Linked DNA regions of Homo sapiens: regions 2, 3, 4 and 5 are each linked to region 1. A link is a contact called in ENCODE Hi-C or POLR2A ChIA-PET data. All regions are on one chromosome and are shown on one strand. Each heading gives the region's core, a stretch centred on a gene start or an enhancer-like site at or near the end of the contact. The rest is flanking DNA. Distances are from core to core; before and after follow the strand shown.

Evidence for each region. Hi-C counts contacts between places; a loop is a spot of excess contacts on that map. ChIA-PET counts read pairs that join two places held with the same protein, here RNA polymerase II (POLR2A). Pooled maps may share reads with other maps.
Region 2: a map of B cell shows a loop between it and region 1 (27-fold over the local background). The contact joins the promoter of VPS13A here to the promoter of ZFAND5 in region 1. A Hi-C loop is called at or near these places in 4 of 168 maps with a recorded cell type or tissue (B cell, CD8-positive, alpha-beta T cell and naive thymus-derived CD4-positive, alpha-beta T cell), 1 of 37 single-sample maps with no recorded cell type and 15 of 50 pooled maps.
Region 3: a loop to region 1 is called in a map of CD8-positive, alpha-beta T cell, with 30 times the contacts of the local background. The contact joins the promoter of RFK here to the promoter of ZFAND5 in region 1. A Hi-C loop is called at or near these places in 4 of 168 maps with a recorded cell type or tissue (CD4-positive, alpha-beta T cell, CD8-positive, alpha-beta T cell and naive thymus-derived CD4-positive, alpha-beta T cell), 1 of 37 single-sample maps with no recorded cell type and 14 of 50 pooled maps. POLR2A ChIA-PET finds 5 or more read pairs at or near these places in 1 of 52 experiments (activated B cell).
Region 4: a loop to region 1 is called in a map with no recorded cell type, with 7 times the contacts of the local background. The contact joins the promoter of LINC01506 here to the promoter of ZFAND5 in region 1. A Hi-C loop is called at or near these places in 1 of 37 single-sample maps with no recorded cell type and 1 of 50 pooled maps. POLR2A ChIA-PET finds 5 or more read pairs at or near these places in 1 of 52 experiments (GM12878).
Region 5: a pooled map shows a loop between it and region 1 (6-fold over the local background). The contact joins the promoter of TJP2 here to the promoter of ZFAND5 in region 1. A Hi-C loop is called at or near these places in 2 of 168 maps with a recorded cell type or tissue (IMR-90 and ascending aorta) and 9 of 50 pooled maps.

The regions. Positions count from the first base shown.
Region 1 is chr9:72,363,945-72,366,473 of GRCh38, forward strand. It overlaps ZFAND5 (zinc finger AN1-type containing 5), which reads right to left and starts at 1,264. Exons shown (of 7, transcript NM_001102420.3): 1 at 752-1,264. RefSeq lists enhancers at 267-970, 971-1,675 and silencers at 283-1,112, 1,123-1,502.
Region 2 is chr9:77,176,264-77,178,792 of GRCh38, forward strand. It overlaps VPS13A (vacuolar protein sorting 13 homolog A), which reads left to right and starts at 1,271. Exons shown (of 72, transcript NM_033305.3): 1 at 1,271-1,541. The coding sequence starts at 1,442. It overlaps VPS13A-AS1 (VPS13A antisense RNA 1), which reads right to left and starts at 1,654. Exons shown (of 2, transcript NR_026668.2): 1 at 1,364-1,654; 2 at 493-643. RefSeq lists silencers at 899-1,228, 990-1,284, 2,267-2,436 and an enhancer at 990-1,284.
Region 3 is chr9:76,393,167-76,395,695 of GRCh38, forward strand. It overlaps RFK (riboflavin kinase), which reads right to left and starts at 1,260. Exons shown (of 4, transcript NM_018339.6): 1 at 924-1,260. The coding sequence starts at 1,005. It also overlaps a transcript of GCNT1 not described here. RefSeq lists enhancers at 531-1,344, 1,207-1,501, 1,679-1,918 and silencers at 709-1,198, 1,239-1,318, 1,339-1,398.
Region 4 is chr9:68,545,352-68,547,880 of GRCh38, forward strand. LINC01506 (long intergenic non-protein coding RNA 1506) reads right to left here and starts at 1,251. Exons shown (of 4, transcript NR_109769.1): 1 at 1,208-1,251; 2 at 366-485; 3 at 150-273. All of the region lies in intron 2 of TMEM252-DT (TMEM252 divergent transcript), which reads left to right.
Region 5 is chr9:69,173,010-69,175,538 of GRCh38, forward strand. TJP2 (tight junction protein 2) reads left to right here and starts at 1,268. Exons shown (of 23, transcript NM_004817.4): 1 at 1,268-1,423. The coding sequence starts at 1,364. RefSeq lists a silencer at 857-1,286 and an enhancer at 2,177-2,366.

The sequences.
Region 1 (2,529 bases), core at 14-2,513:
TGGAAAGCGAGCAAAAAATTTCACATTCATCAGCCTAAATGCACCAAACAAAGGAGGTGTTCCATTTCCTCCATGAAAACGGATCTCAGGATAAAAACGCAGCGACGTCGAGAAGCCCAAAAGACGACGCCGAGAACCCCCGGCCCCATGTTCCAATGGATTTTGGAACAAGTTCGGGTCCCACTGATACCCCATCCCCCTCTAAGCAAAGGCCTCACTCAATAAAGCCCAACAGGGCCCTCTCCGAAAACCACTGAGTCATGCAGAACAGCAGCTCAGCAGGCCCGGCCAGCCCTTCGCCTGCAGGCCCCACGCGGATCCCCGACCCCCGACCCCCGACCCCGAACGGCTCCTCTTAGGGGAGAGCTAGGGGGGGCTGCAACGGGCAGGGGGCGCGGCCGCCGCCTCGGCCTCTTTGTTTCTCTGGGTCGTGGTGCCCACGCCGGGCGCCGCCGCGGAGGCGAGCGGCCTAGAGGCCGGCCCCGCAGAGGCGGCACGCCGTGCATTGTTTCCCGACCGTGCTGTGGAGCGAGCCAGGGACGCCGGGAGCCAGGTCTCGGGCCACGACGACAGGATGACGCCTCCGTCTTTGTGCTTCCTGGGCTGGCGGGCGGGCTCCCCTCCCCCGGACGCCGCCATCCGCGGCCTGCTCCGGCTTCGCCATTGGCCCGCGGCGCCCCGGTCCCTTCACTCCCGCCCCCGGCCCGGCAACAAGGAGCCCGGCTCCCACCCGCAGCCCCGTATCACTCACCCTGCAGGGTCCCAAATGCGAAAGCCGGGTTCGCGCGCGAAGCCGGCACGATGAGGCCGGGCCGAGGCCTCCGGGAAGGCTGAGCCGGGCGCCCTGGTGCCGCCGCCGCGGGCCGGGAGCGGGTCGGAGCAGCAGGCGGAGGTGGCGCCGCCGCCGCCGCGGGGTCTTCCTTTGTTCCTGCAGCAGCGTCGAGCGTGGCCGGGACACGCCGGAGCTCGGGAAGTGGGAGGAGGGAAGCGAGGGGGGGCCGAGGAGGAGGTGGAGGGAGGACCGGCGGCCGCAGCGGCTAACGCTGCTCGAGGCGCTCGCCTGTCGTCGCCTCACGCCTCCACAGGCCGCAGGTTGGGCGGACGAGGAGGGCGAGCGGACCGCGCGCCGCGAGGCCTGGGGCCGTAAGGGCCCGCTGATGGCGCTCTTCGCCGCTCCTGCCACCGCCGGGGAAGCTGCGCGGCTCCCGGGAGCGAGCGAGCCCGCGTAGGAGATGCACACAGCTCCGCGTCCCGGCCGACTAACGCACTCGCCGCCCGGCGCCCGGGCTGTGAGGGAAAAGAGGGGGAGGGGGCGGGACCCGTGCGTCAGCGAAAACCCCGGCGGCGGCGGCGGCGGCGGGGAGCGCGGTGACGTCGCGGGCCCAAGGCCACGCCCCCGGTGCCCTGTCAGTAGGTCCAGGAGGCGGGGCCGAGACGGGTTGCTGTGCCTTCTCGCGGAGCCCAGCCACTGGCCTGGCAGTCGGCCCCTAGGGTGGAGCTGGGAAGAGCGAGTCCTGTGGAGGATGCGTTTCTATTTTTAACCCAATTGTCCGCCCTCAGCCTCCCTCCTTCGGATTTTCTCATTCAAACCCGTTTTTCGCCATCCTAGTTCTCACGCTTTGTCTCCAGCCCTGGGCAGACATTCCCTCCCCCAAGAATCGTAAGGATTCACCCCCAGAAAAGGAAAAGAATTGCCTTATGGCTTCGAGGTCTTTTCTGTTTATGAAACCTCCTCACTCCCCACACCCATTTTGAGCTCCGAAGTCCAGCCCGAGCGTGGCCCTGACGCAGCTGGCGGCGTGCGTTCGCTCGCCCAAGGTCACGGGTGGTTGTGCGGAGTGAGGAAACGCGCGGCCGCCCAGGGCTGCCAATGCCCCGGCGGCGCTGTTCTGAACAAACTGTTTTGGCCAGCCTGTGAAATCCCTGGAAATTGACGATTCCAGCAAAGCGTCGTGAACTGGGAAAGCACCAAATGTTCTACTCAAAAGCCGCGAAGGGACAAAACAAGCTAGACCCGAGGCCCAGATGAAGCGGGAGGAGGAGGCTTGCGAGAGGAAGTTCAAGGGGGGAGGTACTAGGCGGGCAGTTCAGGCACGAGGCACAGGTCCCCCATGGGTGAAAGGATGACTTTACCCGGAACACTGGGAACCTTTTCAGAGCACAAACAAAAAACATTTTCAACTGACCGCTCCAAGTGAATTTCAGTTCAACTCAAAATAACAAAATTACTAAGTCGGAAAGGACTTCTGAAATTTTCTAGTAAACAACGGTCTAACGAATACATAGAAATGATGTTTAGGGTTTATATTAGCCACATATAGAATGGAGAAGAGGTCCCTTCAGTGTTTCTCAAAGTTGGTAATCAGAAAAAAAATCACCTGGGGTGATTAAAGATTCCTACGCATCTCCCCTGGATATGGTTTTGGTTGTTCCGGGGTGGGAGCGGGGGTGGGGGGGGGCCCATATTGCGCTTCAGGTGGTCCTTATTTATAATCTGTATTTGGGGGAATGCTATACTGATAGCTTGAG
Region 2 (2,529 bases), core at 21-2,520, 4.8 Mb after region 1:
GCAGGTATTCTGAAGCAGACTGTTAGCTGAATGAGAGAGAAGCAGGTGGGGTGGTAGCCAATCAGAAGGGCCAAGTTCCAGTTCTTCCACAGAACATTGGTTGTATGACCTTGCACACATCCCTAACACTTCAGCTTCATTATATTTAAGACTAGGAGGTTGGAGACCTCATAAAGGTCCTTCAAATATAAAATTATATGAAAAACATTCATAAACTCAGGTAAAAACTTACAGTTTTTGTCAGGCATTCTACTTGCAAAGGCACACCCTAAACATTTAATTTTGAAAAGTCGGTGACTATGCACAAAAAGTAGTAAAATGACACAGGAATTAATAGAAATCCATCATTATTCATTTAACGTGTAAAGAGAAAACGCTCAATGTACACTTTTTCGGTCCTGCAGATGATTAATTACAGTTCTCTAAACCTCACATTTAGCATCTCTGTGACCTCAGGCCTTTGGGATTACTTCTAAGTAAGACCAAACAGGTCGAAAGATCTGTAATTGTAATTTATTTTAGGTCAGTGGTTCGGTGGAGGCATAGGGGTCAAGGGTCCAGCACTCCCAGTATTTCTTGGAGGGTGTTCAGCAGTTTCCAGACCGGCTGACTCCAACTCTTATCTGCAGGGAAGCGTGTTACTCTTTGGAATGAAAGACAGCTCCGTATAAATGACTTGACCAAAAATGGGTGCTCATCTCAGATGCAGGGCAGGGACTATGTAACTCCATCCTCGACTCGCAGCAGGAAGTTAACTCCTCCTGAGAGCCAGGCGGTCGGAGGACCAGGCGGGGAGGTTACAGGCACCAAGACACCCAGGCTGGCTGGACCCTCCCACCCTGTAATGATGAGGGGAGATGCTCCCTGGGACAGCCCCCTTGAAGCTTCTGGCGACGGGGCTGGGATCCGCCCACCCTTACTCAGGGGCGAGCCCTGTCATACGCGTGGAAGCGGCCACCACCTTCTAGGGGGAGGGGCGTTCCCGTCGGGCGTAACCGCCCCGCCCTGGGGGGCCGCTGGGGACGCTGATCTGCAGGAGGGGGCGGGGTCGGAAAAAATCCGGTAGCTCCAGACCGGTGTCCCGTTGCCAGGCGATGGGGAGGAGGCGGGGCCGACAGGAAAGAGGAGCCGGGCTCGGCGCGAAAAGGGCACCCTCCAGAGCCGCGGCCGCGCAGCCGCCTTTCCTCCCTCTCAGGGCTGCGCGCCCAGGTCTGCGCCGCGCTCCGCCTCCAGCCGCGCGCAGACTTGCGCACGCGTCGTGAGAGCGACCGCCTCCGTCTCTCGCTGGGCTCGCTAGGGCTGCGCGTTGGGCCAGCGGGGGCGCCGCAGCTGAAGCCGCCCCGGAGCCGGTGAACCGAATTACCTCGAGGGAGGGGCGTGGGGAAGGCGGCGGGAGGAGGAGCGCACGGGCCGGCTGCCGTGCCCACCACGGCTGAGGAACATGGTTTTCGAGTCGGTGGTCGTGGACGTGTTGAACCGGTTCTTGGGGGACTATGTGGTGGACTTGGACACGTCCCAGCTCTCTCTGGGCATCTGGAAAGGTAAGGAGGCCGCCGCCGCCGCTCCCCGGCCTCTCGTGCTTCCCGGCCGTCTCGCTGCCCGAGCGGCGTCCTGCGTTCTCGGGGCTTCGAGCACCTTGCTCGCCGGGTGCAGCCACCTGCCGCCGCCCGCCTGTGGGTCAAGTTACGTAAAGCCGGGCGGCAGTTCCCTGGCCTCCGCCCTCGAGTTGTTTATATTTTGGGGGAAAGGAGAGGGTCATGAGTGCGGGATGAAAAGGTCTATATTTTCCGAGCGGAGCGGACTTGCCGTGGGCTCCGTGGGTCTGGCGTTCAAGTCCCGGCGAGGGGCCGTTCTCTACCCCTGGCCCCGCACGGTCCGGCTTTAGCCGCGCGGGGCGAGGAGGCGAGACGACGCCTTCCTGGGCTGGGTCCCATCCCTGTCCTTTGCCCCCCTGGGTTTATGACGAAGGCCCCAGAAATCCCCCGCGTGTTGCATGCTGCCTCGCACGTGAAGGCAGGGCGCTGTGACCGGGGACGCCCGCTTCCTTGCTTCCCCAGCCTCAATTCCTGGCTTCACCCGTGGTGCTTTCTGCTCTCCCCCTTCCGGCCCTAGGACCCGGACGCCGGCTCTCTCTCGCCTGGGTTCGGCGGATAACAAAAAGGAAACTCAAGTGCAAAGTAACTCAAACAGTTGCTTGTGTGGTTGCAGTTAACAGCCTGACCTAGGAATGTGTAACATTTTCAAGACTTTAGGATATGTGGGTCAGAGTGAATTGCCGAATTTTAAAGAAAAACCAGGGCGTGCGGTGCAACGTCTCAGACCTGCAAAAGACCGGGCTGAACAGGGCCCTACGCTGCCTAGGTGGTGAAGGACCGAGCTTTCCTTGTGTCCGTTTAGTGTGGTATTCTGCCTTAGTGAGAGCCTCATTTTTAGTGTTTCCATCTGTTTTTGCATTATGCGCTTGTTTATTTTAAACACCCGCTAGAAATTAGACTCCTTTGTGAAATGAATTTCCCAGGCCAAAGTGAG
Region 3 (2,529 bases), core at 10-2,509, 4.0 Mb after region 1:
TCTTTCCTAACCAGGTACTGAATCACCTGAAAAGTTTCTTTCTTTTTTTTTTTTTTTTGAGACGGTGTCTCACTCTGTCGCCCAGGCTGGAGGGCAGTGGCACGATCTCGCCTCACTGCAGCCTCCGTCTCCTGGGTTCAAGCGATTCTCCTGCCTCAGGTTCCCGAGTAGCTGGGATGACAGGCACGCGCCACCATGCCCAGCTAATTTTTGTATTTTTAGCAGAGACGGGGTTTTACCATGTTGGCCAGGCTGATCTCGAACTCCTGAGCTCAGATGATCCGCCCGCCTCGGCCTCCCAAAGTGCTGGGATTACAGGCGTGAGCCACCACGCCCGGCCAAAGCTTCTTATTTTTCAAATACACAAGCTCAAGGCTGACTTAACAAGTCAAGACGCAGCTCTGGCATGTATTTCTAAGGATGAATTACAGTCAGGTCTCGATTATTGAAATTAATGTAGACAGACCAAGAAGGTTAGCTGACTCTCATTCAACTACCTATGTTATCATTTGGACATTACATAATTACAAATTAAAAACAAAACCACCTTAGACCCGGCTTGCGAGTTCAGCCGTTCTGGCCCACGTTACGTCTCTAATGGGCAAGACAAGCGCAATGCTTGACCAACTGTACCTTGGCTGGCCAAGGAGGCGTGAACGGGGAATCCTGCGATTCATCTCGGGCTTCCGGCCCTCACCACCCCTCAACCCCGTCCCCGCGGAGCTCGGAGCCAGAAGCAGGGACAAGCTCCCTCAACCGAGCCAACGGTCCTCCGCCACAGACAAGGGGATGCGGGAGGAGGAAGGGTGTGCTCTCTGCCCGCGGTCCGGAGGCCCCACGCCCCGGTCCCAAGTCCCCGGCTGCCGTCTCTCCCCGCTCCCCACGTGACCCGGCCCGGGGGACTCTGGCCGCCCTGCTCTCACCTGTGGGGATGCCCAGCTGCTTGGAGCCGCGGCCGAAGCCCCGCACCACTTGACCCCGGCAGAAGTAAGGCAGGTGCCTCATAATGCAGTCCGCTCGGGGAATGGGCTGCGGCCCGGTCTGCGCGTCCTGCGGAGCCGCCGTCGACGCGGCGCCCAGACCCCGGACCAGCCGGGGGACAGGAGCGTGAGCTCTGCCTGCCGCGGGGGCGCACCAGTGGCCGGACGACGCCGACCACAGGCCACTGCGAATCCCTGACGCCGCCGACCCAACAAATACCGCCGGGCGCCTGAGGAGCTGCGTCTCCGCTGGAGGGCAGCGGAGACAGCCGAAGTAAGTGCCGGGTGTGAGCGGGGTGGGGGGAGGGGGCGGCCCGAAGCGCAGAGCCGGCCTCCGCGCCGCCGGCGTGCGCTCCCTTCCTCAGCCGAACGCCTCGAGCCCGCTCGGCTTCCGTAGCCCCGCCCCATCATGGCCCCGCCCCGCCGCTGCCTCGCCCGGCTCCCGCCGCAAGCTCCCGCTGCAGGCTCCCGCCCCAGGCGCCTAATGTCTGGATCCCGGGCTTCGTTTCAGCCCCTGGCGATGGGAACTAATGTGGAAACCCCGTTTTCAGCCTGAGAGCCGCGAAAGCACAATTCTCGAACAATTCTGGTTTTTTTTTCTCCTTCCTCCTGTTCATAACAATCCGGAAGCCAAAGTGAGACGCTCTTTAGCTCCTTGGCAACCGCTGGGTTGAACGTCAGGCATCGCTCGTTCCGTTCGCTCTTTAAGTATTTATTAAAGCTCCAAAATTCAGCTCAAAGATCGCCTCTTCACAGAGGCTTTTCCTGGCCGCCCTACCAGAAGCGGTCGTCCTCCAGGACCACTGACCACGTTCTGGAGTTATTAATATATTCGAATGTAAGCTCCAAGGGAGAAGTCCCTGTCTGTGACGCTGTTAACCCCAGAGACTAGTGGAAGGTTACCGACATGGGCGGTGACTGTCCCCTCCAGGCTGTCTTCTTGACAATTTCACAAGCCCGATAACAGGCCGTCCCTCTACTGCAATGCAGATAGAGGCCTTCGTACCCTCGGAACTGTAAATACGCACGCTCCTAGGGAAGTAGCTCTGGGCTCACTCACAGGATATGCAGGGTGCAAGGTTATAAGAAGGTGCATCCTCTTAACGTCTCGAAGACAAAGAAGTTTTTTATTTATTTTTTTAAATTTTTAATCAATGGAATCCAGAGAAGTTTAATTTTTTTCTTTTTTGCTCTATACATTTGTATAAAATTCTGTGCAGACCGTGTAGTCTCTTTCTACCTTACATGTATGCATCTCTGATAAGATTTACCTGATATTAAATTTATGTTCTAGGCCAGGCTTGGTGGCTCACGCCTGTATTCCCAGTAGTTTGAGAGGCCGACGCGGGAGGATTGATTGAGCCCAGGAGGTCGAGGCTGCACTGAGCTATGATAACGCCACTGCACTCCAGACTGGGCGACACAGTGAGACACCCTCACCCCTTAAAAGAACTAGAGAAGAAGAAGGAAGGGAGGGAAGGGAAAGGAAAGGGGAAGGGAAAGTGAAAGGGAAGAAAAGGGAAGGGAAGGGAGAGAAGGACCCAAAGAA
Region 4 (2,529 bases), core at 1-2,500, 3.8 Mb before region 1:
ACCAATTACTTGTAATTTTAAACAATTTTTATTACTTGCAGTTTCCCTCCTATTTATGTTGCAGTATGCCCTCTTTCCCCACACTCACTAGTAGTAATAACATTTTTGAAAAAAAGAAATGAAAGCAGATGTACACTTGCTTTACTCACAGTGAAACAGCATAGACATGGAGAGAAAGCGTCTTGTTCTTCAGCCATCTTGAAGGTGTAGAAGAAACTCAAGCAGAAGAGCAGTTGTAATAACAGAAGAGAAAATCAGGCCACATTCTCAGGGCTGGGGCAAAATAAAAAGAATGTAAGAAAGAGGCAGTCAAACACTAAGAAGTTGCCTTGAAGAGTCATTTCAGGAGACCTTTGGCCCTTTACCTGAGCTGTATCCTATCTTCTGGATCTGCCTTCTCTCCCATGCCAACTTTTCCATTTTCTCCCCCTTGCCACTACTCAGCACTGATTATGAGAGTAAGGGGCCATTTAAAGGTGGCAACACTGCAGAAGAGAGAGACTGATGATTCACCAAAGTTCACAGACAGTATGAAACTGATGGGAAAATGGATACGCTGGAGGGGTATGGTTCACACCTCTAGAGAGAAAAGTTCTGGGACTCAGTGGAGGCCAAGCCAAAGTCCCCCATCACTGTTTCCATCTCCTTCTCAAGAGATCCACCAAGGAAATGATACCTTGCTTTTAAACTAGTCTATTTGCTTATTATTCTTCCTCTTAAAAATTCACCCATCAGGCCGGGTGCGGTGGCTCATGCCTGTAATCCCAGCACTTTGGGAGGCCGAGATGGGCAGATCACGAGGTCAGGAGATAGAGACCACCCTGGCTAACATGGTGAAACCCCATCTCTACTAAAAATACAAAAAACATTAGCCGGGCGTGGTGGTGGGCACCTGTAGTCCCAGCTACTCAGCAGGCTGAGGCAGGAGAATGGCTTGAACCCGGGAGGCGGAGCTTGCAGTGAGCCAAGATCGCACTACTGCACTCTAGCCTGGGCGACTAAGAGAGACTCCATCTCGAAAAATAAAAAAATAAAAATAAATTAAAAAAAAAATTCACCAATCAGCAGAAGTGTCTGACATAGCAGTAAGCAACAACATGTTATTTGGTTGACAGCCAAATTATCTTAAACCATAATCACTCTTTCAACACTGTTCCTTTGAGCATGACAGATCCATGAGGATTGTTCTGAACACTGAGTGCCTTACCTTGCACATCAGAGCCCCCAAAACCTCACCCTTCTTTCAGTCTCCGGTGCAATACACAAATGCCTTAGAACTTCTCACAGCCCTATGCACTCTAGTTTCTGTTTACCAGGCACATGGGCCAATACCCTTGTTTCGAAAACAGGAAGAGCATTGCTGTGAATGAGAAGTCAGTGGGGACTTTGGAAGGAAACTAATGGTGTGTAGAAGCTGTTGCATAGGAGGGACATGGGGCCAAGAGCTGAGGCAGACTGGCCAGATTTCAGAAGGTCACTTTGGTTTAGGAAGTGAGGCTTTGTGGGAGGCAGGGAAGGGGCGCATAGGCGTAGCAAGAGATGTCAGCCCTGCCTGATTTCACGGTGGTGATTACTGAGTGATTTCTGGATTAGCCTTTCACACTTGAGGGTTCACTGAGCACTGGCCACTTCCTCCTCTTTTCCATTCTTGTTTTCTTTGCTTTTGAAACTGTCCACCCTCCCTCCTCTTCCCCCACTCAGGAGAAGATTTATATGAAGGCTTTTTTTTGGTTGGCAAAGAACAGCTTCTCACAAAGTGCATGGCACAGTAAGGTAAGCTGATGTGAGAGCAGCACGTGAGGCCCCACTCACCCTGGGTGGAACCTAGTGGGTCTCTGGGCCAGGGGACTCTGTGGAGACCAGGACTAGGTGGAACTATGGGGCAGTTGCCTAAAGTGCAAAATTTGTTGGGGGTTATAGGGGGTGGGGAGGGTGGAACTTAGTAATCAAGAAAAATCATATTTTCCAGCAATGTTTTAAAAAATCTAATTGGCAGAATATGGCTCATGGGGCAGCAGCCTGTTTCTGTAAATAAAGTTGTGGTGAGGAAATTTGGTCCTGTCTATTGGCCAAACAGAAAGATAAATTTTGTTCTAGAGGGAGGTCAATTTAATCCACAAATAAGCCAGAACAAATTTAATTTCTTTGGGGATCCTTGGAAAACTGAAAAGACCACACTTCCATGGCCACTTTGGATCAGAGCAGAAGCCTCAAGCCAGGGCAGAATCTGACTGCCTGCATTGACACCACCTGGCATGATGGGCAGGGACTTGTAAATAGGAAGCAGTTTCTGTGCCCACTTTATGAAATTCTCTGTAATATTCTGTTTCCCTTTTCTCCACTTCCTAGTTTTAATACTCTTGAATAACTTAAGTGATAGCAAAATATGTGTTGCTCAAAGATTTAGTAGAACTCCCTCATAAAACCACTGGGTCCAAGACCTTTTTTTCTCTTACTTTTTTTTCCTTGTAATTTTTTATTGACTGCTAGGTACTGTGTGTAGGATAGTAGAGACTGAGATAAACAGTA
Region 5 (2,529 bases), core at 18-2,517, 3.2 Mb before region 1:
GCGTGGACTTAGTTACTCCAAAGGAGTCCAGAAGCATAACACTTCTGGAGAGGCATCTACTGGACTTGTTTTTCCACGAAACTTCTAGACTTGTTTTGATCAGGCAGGAAGTGAAGCAACTTTTCAGGGAGAGAGCCCAGCATCTGCATCTCCTCTGGGACAGACCACACCTTTTACCTTCTACTTGTGAGCCTAGGACGAGTTTTGCTTTCCAATTAAGGGAAGAGCAGGGCAGGCAAAACTATTCTCTTACAAGATGGTTTTTTAAGATTTCAAACCCAAGGTTATATTTTTAATCGGTACCTGTTTGGATTCTCCAAATTAATTTATATGCTCTTAAAATAAAGACACTTAACGTCACTGCACAATTCTTTGCACATGGAGGACTTCGAAAGGAATAAGCACACTGAATTGCATTAGATGAATCCTGTCAGATAAGCACTTGTGACCTACTGGCAACCTTTTATAAGCTGATGATGGGAGAGGAGTTTCAATCTCTTTATTGGAGTTGTTGGAAATGTGCCAAAGAGATAACCTGGAATATATTGTCCTGAAAAGTCCTGTTTTAATATTTAATACGAACATCTTATAACCCTCGGAATTCGGGTAGGCAGTTGTTGGGCTGAGAAATGTGGGGTACAAGGCCGTGTATGTGTTGGTTAGCCGGGCAGGCCTCTAGACAGGACCTAAAACTTTGAGGTTTTCCCAGTTCGACTCTTCGTAGGAGAACTGAAGCTGCCTGTGTGAGGCCCTGCGAACCTCGCCAAAAAGTCTTCCTACAGGATGCCCCCGCGACCTCACCGGGGAAACACCGCGGACAGTCGGGCCAGCAGCGCCCGGAGCTCACTCCAGGTCTCCAAACTTGCAGCACTTCCCAGAGCGCGCGCGCTCGGAGCGGGACCTGCTTGCTCCAGTGCACGCCGCGGAGCGAACCATCGGGCTGGCGGGGGTGGAGGGGTGCAGGCGTGGGGGCTGCGGGCCGCTCGGGCCTTGGGCTTCTCCTGCCGCCGCCGCCGCCTCCCGCCCCCGGCCAGGAGTCGCGCGTGACGCGGTTCGCCGCAGGAGCCTCGAAGGCGCGGCGCCGGCGAGCCCTTCCCCGGCAGGCGCGTGGGTGGTAGCGGCCAATTTGACAGTTTCCCGGGCCGGGCGGCCAGCGCGGAGGCGCCACGCTCGGGTCGGGGGCGGGCTGACGCCGCCGCCGCCGCGGGAGGAGGGACAAAGGGGTGGGTCCCCGCGGGTCGGCACCCCGGCGGTTGGGCTGCGGGTCAGAGCACTGTCCGGTGGTGCCCAGGAGGAGTAGGAGCAGGAGCAGAAGCAGAAGCGGGGTCCGGAGCTGCGCGCCTACGCGGGACCTGTGTCCGAAATGCCGGTGCGAGGAGACCGCGGGTTTCCACCCCGGCGGGAGCTGTCAGGTTGGCTCCGCGTAAGTGCCTCCTTGTGCCGCGCGGTTGGGAGGAGGGTCGTGAGCGTGAGCGTGGGAGCGCTGGGGGCTCTGCTCGCGTGCTGCTCTGAAGTTGTTCCCCGATGCGCCGTAGGAAGCTGGGATTCTCCCATCCGGACGTGGGACGCAGGGGAGGGGTAGGTTTCACCGTCCGGGCTGATGACTCGTGGCCTCCGGGGCTCCTGGAACCTTTACTCTGAAGTCACTTGGGCTGGAGATTAAGGCGCGAGTAGGGGACACTGTCTTGAACCCGGTGTCCTGGATTTCTGCTGGCTTGGAGGCATCTCGTGTCTGTTGTGTCGCTTGCATGTCTTTGTGTTTTCCTTCTCTATTTCAAACCACACTCGGTATTGATGCAAAGTTACAGGCTTGTGTACGTGAGAGAAACTGAAAACTCATCACAGAGCAGAATCCCTTTTCCCTTTCAATCAGCTGCGTCTGTAATAGAAGTAAAAGTTGTTTTTTTTTTTTTTTTTTTCCAGTAGGGAATGGGGATGGAGGTTTGGAAGGACCCACAAAAGAGGAGTGTGATGAATGCTTTGTATTCTAGTACTAGCCTACCTGTCACCAGTTCTTTTTATGTCTTCATTTGTCAAGTTTCTGCTTTTACACGGTAGTTTAAGTTATAAATAATCAGGGATTTCTACCACAGGGTTTTAACATTCTTGAAATGTGGACAAACTTGGGAGTGAGTGCTCCCGCGCTTAGTAATGGAATACAGCCTCCCACCTCTATTTCAGCTTCAGTTCTTAGGCTAGGCTGCTTTTCTGGCAGCTGTCTGGCCTGAGTAATGATGGTTGTGGTTTCCCTGAAGTTCCCAGCGGAGAGTCATCCCATGATAGAAACTGCCTTGCGCTTCTCACTCACGCTCTCAGCCCGGGGAATCCCAGCGGGGAGGAGGGAGGGAGGTCGTTTTCTTCAGCTCCCCAGGTGGTCTGTGCTGGGTGTGCTGACGGTCCTTTTGGGAAAACAGGTCCACCTTTGCCAGCGTAATTCAGAAAGAGATGTAATTTTCTGAGAGCACACACCTGGGCAGGAGATCGCTTGAAGTGAGAAATTCGTAGTGGTAAATGTATTTGTAGCAAAGT